2 separate regions of the Homo sapiens genome follow, and region 2 is linked to region 1. A link is a loop called in an ENCODE intact Hi-C map of the cell type or tissue named here. Cell type or tissue: A673. All regions are shown on one strand. Each heading gives the region's core, and the rest is flanking DNA. Links, peaks and the distances in the headings are about the cores only.

What was found. Hi-C counts contacts between places; a loop is a spot of excess contacts. Peaks named below come from ENCODE experiments on the same cell type or tissue, not always from the same donor. Only the 100,000 strongest peaks of a DNase experiment are listed, where the experiment ranks them.
Region 2: a loop joins it to region 1, with 4 times the contacts of the local background. A loop is called at or near these places in 3 of 110 quality-filtered maps.

The regions. Positions count from the first base shown.
Region 1 is chr12:32,565,621-32,571,003 of GRCh38, forward strand. All of the region lies in intron 2 of FGD4 (FYVE, RhoGEF and PH domain containing 4), which reads left to right. Among named protein-coding and RNA genes, the nearest start is that of DNM1L, 110 kb to the right of the region's middle. RefSeq lists an enhancer at 1,010-1,511. In A673, for the core only: no CTCF peak of the experiment used is centred there; DNase peaks (open chromatin) are centred at 1,521 and 2,841.
Region 2 is chr12:32,614,628-32,620,010 of GRCh38, forward strand. FGD4 (FYVE, RhoGEF and PH domain containing 4) reads left to right here. Exons shown (of 17, transcript NM_001370298.3): 11 at 5,071-5,243. Among named protein-coding and RNA genes, the nearest start is that of DNM1L, 62 kb to the right of the region's middle. In A673, for the core only: no CTCF peak of the experiment used is centred there; no DNase peak of the experiment used is centred there.

The DNA.
Region 1 (5,383 bases), core at 317-5,316:
AGTGCAATACTTCGTTGTTTTCCAACGTCAGTGTATTGAGAGATATAAGAGTGTCCTTTCTGAGTTGCATGTGCCAAAATAATCCCCTTTTTAAGTAGACAACACTTAACCTTGCTTTTGCTGTTGTGTAGTTATATTAAAGCCACGATATAGTTATTTAAATACATATTTACTTCCTATGTTAAATATGGGCTAATTATGTATATATACTTTTCTAACTAAAGGGAATATTTGCAGATATTAAATAAATCATGGAGTACTTTATACTTCTTTTTCAAAATACTTTCAGGCAGTGTTTGGCCTTTCCCTGATACCCATGGCTAAAATTTTAACCTCACCTTTCACCCTGCCCTTTTATATTTCCCTATGTTGTAGTCTGTTCAGGCTGCTGTAACAAAATACCATAAATTGGGTAGCTTATAAACAATAGAAATGTAGTTCTCACAGTTTTGTGATCTGAAAGTCCAAGATCAGATTCAGGGTCTGATGAGGGCTTGCTTTCTGGTCCACAGGTGGGTCCAAGATCAGATTCAGAGTGTAATGAGGGCCTGCTTTGTGGTCCATAGATGGCCATCTTTTCACTATAACCTCACAGGGTGGAAGGGGTGAGAGGTCTCTCTGGGGCCTCTTTTCAATGGCACTAATTTGACTAATGAGAGCTCAGTCCTCATGACCTACTCACCTCCCAAAGGCCCCACCTCTTCATATTGTCACCTTGGGAATGAGGATGGCAACATGAATTTTGGGACACAAACAAACACTCAGACCACAGCACTCCGTATGAACTTTATTTTTTCTCATTCATTACAACCTGACCTGCTGTATGTTTTACTCATCAGCTCAGTTTTTTCTGCCTATGTGTCCGCTCACATAGTACATAACCAGTCTTCAATAACACTGCTATATTGCTGCATTTCTTCCCCTTTGTTTCTGCTATTCTTTAAAACTTTGAACATGCGCCATGCAGGGACCAACGTCCCTGAAACGAGGCTACATCTTAGTATTGTCAGATGAGCTGCCACATAGATTGGTCAGTAAGTCAATCAACAGTACCCAGTAATGAGTGTTTCTTACTCTTTAGTGGAGAGAAGCTGATTTTAATTTCTCCTAACATTTGGGTGATGGAGGCAGAGAAGAGAAGGGGGTGTTAATAGGGACCTACTGCATGGACCAAGGAATTATCACCCCCGACACCTTTGTTCCTGCCTCACTGCAAATCCCTTACAAGTTGTGAATGGTGAGGTTGCTGGGACTTCAAGGTCACTATGTGTGTGGTCCTAACAAGGGAAGTGGAGTCAGGCTGGCAGGAGCAGGGGAAAGCAGAAAGAAAAAGCAGATAAACTGTTAAGTCTGCCTTTCTTCCTGGTCCAGGGCGTGTAGCCCTCCTGTGCAAATAACTCACAATCTTCCTGCACTTATCACCAGACACTGTGGCTGATAGAAAAATGAAAGTTAGCTCACTGCAACCTTGGCACTGGCATTATCAGTACTGCATGTAGCCCTCTCCAGCACAAGCACCATCCTATAAAATCCCCAGGAAGCCTTTGTCTCTTTGTAGTCAGCTCCTGTCTTGCTGATCTGCCTGTTGCTTTCTTGCAGTGTTATTTTCATACTTTGTGTAATAAATATGCCTTTCTCTACCTACAACTGTCTTGGTAAATTCCTTTACTGCCAACACCACCAGCCCCGGATAGTTGCTACCCACAACACTATGTTGTTTTAGTTTAATTTAGGACTCTTATTCTAGGTGAGTAGTTCTCAAGCGGAGACAGTTTTGCCCACACTTGCATATCCTCCCCCGACAATAGGACATTGGTAGTATCTGGGGACATTTCTGCTTGACACTGCTTGTGGGAGTTGCTACTTGCAGCCAGTGAGTGCAGGGTAGGGCTGTTGCTCTACATCCTGCAATGCACGGGACAGTCCACAACAAAGAATTCGTACAAACTATAATATCAGTTGCTGCATTTGCAAAACTCTCACCTAGATAAAAATAAGCACGTAATTATATCTTTTTTTCCTTATGTAGATTGCTAAGAAGATTATAGTCACAATTTATTGTGGGCTTTTTTTTTTTTTTTTTGAGAGAGAGGGTTTTATTCTGTCACCCAGGCTGGAGTGCAGTGGTGTGATCTTGGCTCACTGCGGCCTCCCCTTCCCAGGTTTGAGTGATTCTCCCACTTCAGCCTCCTCAGTAGCTGGACTACAGGAATGTACCACAACGCCCAGATAATTTTTGTATTTTTTGTTAGAACCTGGGTTTTACCATGTTGGCAAGGCTGGTCTCAAACTCCTGACCTCAGGTGATCTGCCTGCCTTGGCCTTCCAAAGTGCTGGGATTACAGGCATGAGCCACTGTGCCCAGCCTATTGTGGTAATTTTAAAAGGGGAAAGTATTGCACATCTTTATTAGTGGTGATTATGTAGTAATGTCTCTGGAACAATATATGGTTTACGTTTTTGTGTTTATTAATTACCAGTAAGTAAATATTTTTGAAGAATTATTTATAGGTTTTTAAAAGGTGAATGAGCTAAGTTTTATTTTATTTTAAACCTGAAAAAGGAATGACCAGAATGGCAGCCCTTTGCTATTTCAAAATCAGCAGAAAGAAAGAAAGATAAATTTTAGATTAGAGATTGGATAAACTTGCATTTGGATCCAAATTGGAATATGTAGATTTTGAAATGGATTTGTTTCATAATTAGAGCTTGTTTTGCCTCAGCCTCAGAAAATACCCTAAGGCCTTGGAAACAATGGCTTATTCACTTCATACCAATCCTAATAGTCAAACAAATTACTGAGCAACCTCCAGCATAAGTCTTTCTTCTTGTTCACCGCTTTTAATACTGGCCTGTTTCCTGCCATGCTAGACAGTGACTCAAAATAGCTCCTTTAGTAATTAAAGTTAATAGTTCTTTTTCTCTTAACAGCTTCTATCCAGAACATTCTCCATAGTTCCTGATTATTTTTATAAAGTGCAAATTGTCACATAATATCTCAATCATTAAATGCTTTAAAGAGCCACATTGTTGTTTGAGTAACTTACATAAATATAGAGTACTTAAACCTATTCATTTGCTTCTAAAGTAAAAATCTATGTATAATGATCCATTCTTTTAAAAGTGTAATGTTATAATGCATTTATACATAGCCAGCTTTTGTTGTTTCTGTTTTCAAAAAGAAGAGTAATTGAAGACTACTGACTTAAACTGGCAATTGGTTTCTTTTCATTCTAGATAATTACTTTGAATGATCAATTTTTTTTCCTATTTACATCTATAAATTTGGGTGTAATAAAACCCATCTTATTTACAGTCTGATAGAGATCTCAAATTTAGTGTATATGAAACTGAACTGCTAACTGCTATTCTCCTCTCCAAAAATTGCTCTGCCTGCTATGTCACTTGACCATCGTTCCATCCTTCTGGTAGTTGAGACCCAAGGCTTCAGAGTCATCCTTGCCTCCCCTCTCTTTCTCTCATATGTCTAATTTAATCTTATCAGGAAATCTACTTTAAAAATTTACCTAGAATCCAAGTATCTCTCACTACCTTTTCCTAAGCACTGTGATCTCTTGCCTGAATTTCTATAATATCCTCTTAATTGTCCACCCTGCTTCTCCCCTGTTTTCCTCTACATTCTCAACACAGCTCCCAGAGTGATCCTGCTGAAAGTTAAGTTATATCATGTTACATTTCAGCCCAGAACCCTGCAGGGACTTCTCATTTCATGCAAAGTCAAAATAAGTGGTCCAGAGTCTACTTTCTCAGGCCTCCCTATGCACTACTTTTGTCCACATGCCCATTCTGCTCCAATCCTGCTGGCCTCCAGACCCCAGCTGTCCCTGGCTGTCATTCCATCTGCTGGAAAGCCCTTCCCCAAACAGTTCCTTCCACTTCAAGGCTTACTCAAATCCCAGCTTTTCACGGAGGCCTGACTTTGAACACCCTGTTTAAGACTGAAATCTGCCCTCCCTTTGACTTCCCACACCCTGGATGGTATTTATCTTGTTCTTTTAGCCCTCACCACGTTTTCTCCTAGCACTTACCTCCTTCCGATAAATGATTTACTTGCTATTTTTTTGTTCATTTTTCCTTTGCTCATTGATAGGCTCAAGTGGCTAGAACCTAGTAGATATTCAATAAGTATTCATTTAATTAATGAAAAAGTGAAAATAAACACCCTATATAGAGGTATAAGAATTGTTCTAGGATATATATTTTCTAAATGCTGAATTCTTAGTGGTTTTATAAATTTATACTGTCATCAAAAATGTTGTGTTCACATTGCTTCATATCTTCACTGACACTTGGTATTGTCAGATTTAAAATTCTGGTCAAGCTGGGCGTGGTGGCTCACGCCTGTAATCCCAGCACTTTGGGAGGCCGAGGTGGGCGGATCACGAGGTCAGGAGTTCGAGACCAGCCTGGCCAACATGGTGAAACCCCATCTACTAAAGATACAAAAAATTAGCCAGTCGTGGGTGGTGCGTACCTGTAATCCCAACTATTTGGGAGTTTGAGGCAGCAGAATTTCTTGAACCCAGGAGGTGGAGGTTGCAGTGAGCTGAGATCGCGCCATTGCACTCCAGCCTGGGCGATGGGGCAAGACGCTGTCTCAAAAAAAAAAAAAAAAAAAAAAGAAATGCTAAAATTCTAGTCAATCTGATTTGACTGAAATGGTGTCAGCTTATGGATTTAATTTGTATTTCCCTGAAATACTAATAAGTGAGGGTGAACACCATTTTTCCTGTCTATATCCTTTGGACTGTTAGGTCTTTTAGTTAATAGTGCATAGGAGTTTATTTATTTATTTATTTACTTATGTATTTAATTTTTTTTTGAGGCAGGCTGTCTATTGCCCAGGCTGGAGTGTAGTGGCATGATCTCAGCTCACAGCAACCTCCACCTCCCAGGTTCAAGCGATTCTCCTGCCTCAGCCTCCCAAGTAGCTGGGATTACAGGCATGTGCCACCACGCCCGGCTAATTTTTGTATTTTTAGTAGCGTGGGGTTTCGCCATGTTGTTCAGGCTGGTCTCGAACTCCTGACCTCAGGTGAGCCACCTGCCTCGGCCTCCCAAAGTGCTAGGATTACAGGCATGAGACATCGTGCCTCAGTTTTTTATTCTGATTGTTATTCCTTTCTTCCTTATAATACAAAATAATACAAAATAATTCCAGATAATACAAAAGTCTTATCTGGGTCTGTAAGATCCAGTTCTTCACAGGGCCTTGTAGAAGAGCCAAGGATGGCAGAACAAAGAAGGGGGCAGATGAAGGGCATTCTTATATTTTGAAACTTTGTATCCTGCCACAAAATTTCACATAGATGTTATATGGTTATCTTAAAAATAGACGTCTCATATATGTTAATCTTGTGCA
Region 2 (5,383 bases), core at 213-5,212, 49 kb after region 1:
TTTTTCGAGAGTTTTGACAGAGAATCATTAAGCGTACACCTTACAGTCCTCTGACTTCTTTTTGTTTCCTAATCTTAAAGAATCTATAAAGGACACCCATTTTCTTCAGTTAATAGTGTAAAAACTACTGCATTGCCATGGTAAAATTCTCAAGACCCTCAGTTCTTTAGGATGGATTAAATGGCTGCTATCATTGATTACAAAATTGAACTTGGTAGAGCTTAGGTTGAAATAAATTTTTTCTTTTAATTCCATTTTTCCACAAACTTTTAAAAGTCTTTTTGTGTCAGTCATGTTTTTAAAAGAATTTGGTTGCTATATGACCCACTAGTTCTACTCCAAGTTTTTATAACTCAAGAAAATTGAAAACATGTGTCTGCACAAAAACTTGCACATCTTTGTCCATAACAGCATTATTCATAATAGCCAAAAAATTTGAGACAACCTAAATGTCCATTAACTGAATAGGTAAACAAAATGTGGTATGTTCATGCAATGAAATAGTATATGTCGAGAAAAAGGAATAAAAACTTATATATGCTACATGGATTAACCTTAAAATGTTGTGTCAAGTGAAAGATGCCAGTTACAACAGACCATATACAGTATGGTTCTATTTATATGAAATGTCCAGAAAAAGCAAATGCATAGAGAGAGGATGTAATTGGTGGTTCCCTAAGACTAGCAAGGAATGGAAAATGGATATGAGGTTTCCTTTTAGAGACATAAAATGTTCTGGAATTGGTGATAGTTGCACAATTTACAACTATCCTAAAAACCATGATTTGTACATTTTAAAAGAGTAAATTTTATGGTATGTGAATATCTTCATAATTTAAAAATGTGTATTTTTACCAGATTAACTATAAAAGTTCTCATTTGTGCTAAACACAAGTACTTCTTTCACGGGTAATATAGATAGCTAAATAGAAAACAAGGATGTGTCATGTTAGGGTTCAGAGTCTTCTTCAGAGGTCTATTATAAAAGATCACATGACTGCCATCGGAAGGGCAGATCGGGGTGGGGTGGGGGTGTGGCATATGAAGCGGGAGAGCAGTGGGGAAGCACCAGCGTCAGGAGGCAGAGGAGCAAGCAGAAAACGTGGGCAAGAGCCTTTATTGTGGTTTCTGCAGGAAGGAATGGGCAAGACAGAGCACCAGGATTAGGATTGGCTAGTTGGAATAATTTCTTTAGGGGTTAGGGGCTGTTGTCCTGGCCCTGAGGTGATTGGGGCAGGAGAATAGTGTCCCAGAGAGTAAGTGTTTAATACAGGGGGTGACTGCGGGTGTGAGTTCTGACTTGGTTGGTTTCCACATGAAAGGCGTGTTACTCTCTCTAGGAATCGGGTAATCCTGGGAGGGGCAGTCCTGTCAGTGTCAACAAGGCCTTAAGATGCCTAAAATCAAAAATACTTAATAAAAAGACGTGCTTAATACATCATTCTAGGCAACATAACCAGGAGCCAATGTCTTTCCTCTGTCTTTGCCTTTCAGTTGCTAGGATCATTTTCCTTTCTCCTCTTCCTCATTAATGTGACAGCCTCTGCAGTTAAACTCTGAGCTCTGGGTCTAACCAATTGCCTCGGCCTAATTTTCACTTCTGGGAGTTGTTTTGGAAAGAGGTTTCTGTTGAATATCTTGAGGCAGAGCTGAATTAAACAGCTCTTTGGAGTCCAGGTGGCAAAGAACCTTGGGGAAAGTGGCAGTCAGTGACTGAGGAAAAGACCCCTCCTGTTCCAGTTACTTTAAGCCATCAAACATATGCCGTTGCCTCCCAGGAGAATGAGGTCACATGGCAGGAATTTTAGGAGAGCCACATTTATTCTTTGAAGACCATCTTAGAAACATTTCCAGTGTCATGTTGGTTCTTTTCATCCACCCTCTCCAGTGCTGTGCTTGTCACAGAATCTTGCCTTGCCAGTGCACATTTATTCCCATGGAACCTCTTGTTCTTTTACTTGTAGAAACTTCAGAAGCACCATTTTTATTTTCTTTTCTCTCTAGAAAGGTAATGAGGGCTAGTTTTCTGTTTCCTACACTTGAGATAATACATTTGTCTGGAAAACCAAACTGTATTTAGAATCTGCTATCTGCTTTTAAATGATCTTCATGTGTTTGCATATTTTCATGCCTCCATACCATACTTTTTCATTGTTTTTTATGTTAATGTAGGATGCTGTTTAATGTAAGCCATTTCATGTTGCTATCACAGAACACCTGAGACTGGCTAATTTATAAAGAACAGGGGTTTATTTTCTGCAGTTCTGGAGGCTGGGAAGTCCAAGATTGCGGGGCTGGCATCTGGTGAGGGCCTTCTTACTGCATCATAACATGCAGAAGGCAGGCATCACATGGTGAGAGAGAGAGAGAGAGCAAGAAATCCACCTCATGGCCTCAAGCCCTTTTATAATCAGCATTAATCCATTCCTGGATTAATTCATAGATTATTGGGGTCTTCATGACCCAAACACTTACCATTAAGCCCCATCTCCCAACACTTCTGCATTAGGGATTAAGTTTCCAACACACGCTTTTTACACATTCAAACCATGGCAGCTACTCTTGAAATAAACTGTCTGACATCCAAAAGTTAAAAAATAAAATAAAATCACCAAATTATCCCACAAAACAACCAAGACTTTTTATTCTTGGCTCTTTGGAGTTTTCTGTTCCTTATTTCCTTGGAATTTGATAGATGCAGATAATTTTTCCCTTATTTAATCTTTGAACACAGAACGAGCACTAGAAATTTTCTCCACCAGTATCCTATTACCTTTGAAAACAAACATTAATGAAATTGTCACTGGTGAGAAAACAAATTGAATTATTTCAGTCAAATATATTTTTAGAGGCTTGAAATAAATACTTGAACAGTAGAGATCAAGAAAGACCCTCCCTGTGTTTTTAATAATATTGAGGCTTGTAGTTTTTAATCACAACCTAGGACTTCTAGAAATTGCCTCGCTAGTCTGAGATTGCTTCACCAATCACTACTTCTAAGCTATGGGCATGAAATAAAAGGGAATCTCCTACCCTGAAAGGGAAAGTCAATGTTCTTCATGCCATAGTTGCTATAACTTCTTTTTTCAGTATCTGGGGAAACCCAAAGAGAAGTAATTATTTGTGAAAGGTGGTGGTGGCTTTTGCTACAGGAACAAGGTTCATGGAGGGAACAGGGCTAGCTACTTGGTTTCTTCCTATATATGACATAATCTTCTTTGTAAGCAATGTTTTCTATCGTGCGGGAGCTCCCACCTTCACCTATGCGAAGAGGAAAAGGATATTTATTGACTAGCATCATATTGTGATCAGAACTATTTTAAGATTCATATAGGATTTTTGACAGTTTAGAATGTGAAGTCCCATTTAGGGAGAATATAATAGAGGGGATGTAGTCCTGAAAGCATGAAAGGGAAGGAGAAACATACACATTTATAAGATAATCTGTCATGTGAGCGTAACTACAAATGGCAAATGCTAAGAACCTTCATATTCATGGACTTATTTCTATAAAACAGCATGAGTGCTGAACTTATAAAGCCAACTTGAGGACAAGTATCGGATAACTCACAAATTTTATGCCATACCATTACATTTGTCACTCAGTTTGCAGGAACAATTTGGTTATTGTTGGTGGCTGGAATGTGTGACCTCTGTCCCTTGTGCTGGTGGCTCTGTAGCTCCTGCAACATTCACAGCTTCAACCAAATATCCTCCTGAGAAGTCCTTGATAGAAGAGGGAAAGAAGTGTTAACAGGAAAAACTTAGCAAGCAAGCTGTGGCCTTAATCAGACGATGATATGGATGGTGATTAAAAACCTTTTGGAGCTTTTTTTCACGTGTTCTAATGAGATTTGAACTAATAAATAGGCTATTTTTTAAAAGCTTAACATTAAACAGTCTGGTTTAAAAAAAAAATTGCTGACCAGATGCTATGTCTCACACTATAATCCCAGCACTTCGGGAGGCTGAGGTGAGAGTATTATTTGAGACCAGGAGTTAAAGACCAGGCTGGGCAACATAGCTAGACCCTGTATCTACAAAAAAAATTTTTTAATTGAGGCCGGGCATGGTGGTTCACGCCTGTAATCCCAGGACTTTGGGAGGCCAAGGCAGGAGGATTGCTTGAGTTCAGGAGTTCAAGACCAGCCTGGGCAACATAGCAAGACCTCATCTCTACTAAGAAAAACTAGCTGGGTATGGTGGTGTGTTTCTATAGTCCCACCTACTCAGAAGGCTGAGGCAGAAGGATGACTTGAACCCAGAAGTTAAAGACTGCAGTGAGTCCTGTAGCCTGGGTGATAGAGTGAGACCCTCTCTCAGATATAATCATAATTGCTAAATATTACTGTCTTCTAACACCTTGTTTTAGACTTGCCCTCTAAGATACATCAATGAGAAATTCTTGTGTTTAAGAACTTACAAAGTTAAGAAATTAAGCTCCTGGTATATCAAAGGTCCTTAGTAATTTGTTGTGAATTTATTGAACTAATTTACTTAGTGCAGTAGTACAAAATTATTAATTTACATAAATATCAATAAAATATGTATAAGCCATGAATGGGAAATATATTTTTCAAAATGTAGGAATATGATTTTTTATACAAGCATAAACCTCAGTGTTTTAGTAAATAATTTTTCTCATGCAGGAAGTACTGTGTTGTCTAGAAATTACTTAGAATTTTTGTCTAGGGCTACCTTTAAAATTGATCTGTTTCCAGCCGGGTGCGGTGGCTCACACCTGTAATCCCAGCACTTTGGGAGGCTGAGGCGGGCGGATCACGAGGTCAGGAGATCGAGACCATCCTGGCTAACACAGTGAAACCCTGTCTCTACTAAAAATACAAAAAAAAAATTAGCCGGACGTGGTGGCGGGTGCCTGTAGTCCCAGCTACCCGGGAGGCTGAGGCAGGAGAATGGCGTGAACCCGGGAGGCAGAGCTTACAATGAGCCAAGGTCACACTATTACACTCCAGCCTGGGCAACAGAGTGAGACTCTGTCTCAAAAAAAAACCTGATCAGTTTCCCCTATTTCTTTTCTTTACTGATATATGTTCTCGTTCCTTGCAGTTCAACAACATGTTGCTGTACTGTGTGCCCAAATTCAGCTTGGTAGGCTCTAAATTCACAGTTCGAACCAGGGTTGGCATTGATGGAATGAAAATTGTAGAGACTCAAAATGAAGAATATCCACATACTTTCCAGGTGTCTGGGAAAGAGAGAACACTGGAACTGCAGGCCAGGTAAGGGAACCATTTCTATCACACTGCTTTCCAAAATCAGGCAACAGAATGAATCATTAAAATAGAATGGCTCTGAGGGTTTTTCTCAAGTGAATGCTGCATATCTCTGGAACTCTGGTTGGATGTAAATGCAGAGCTGT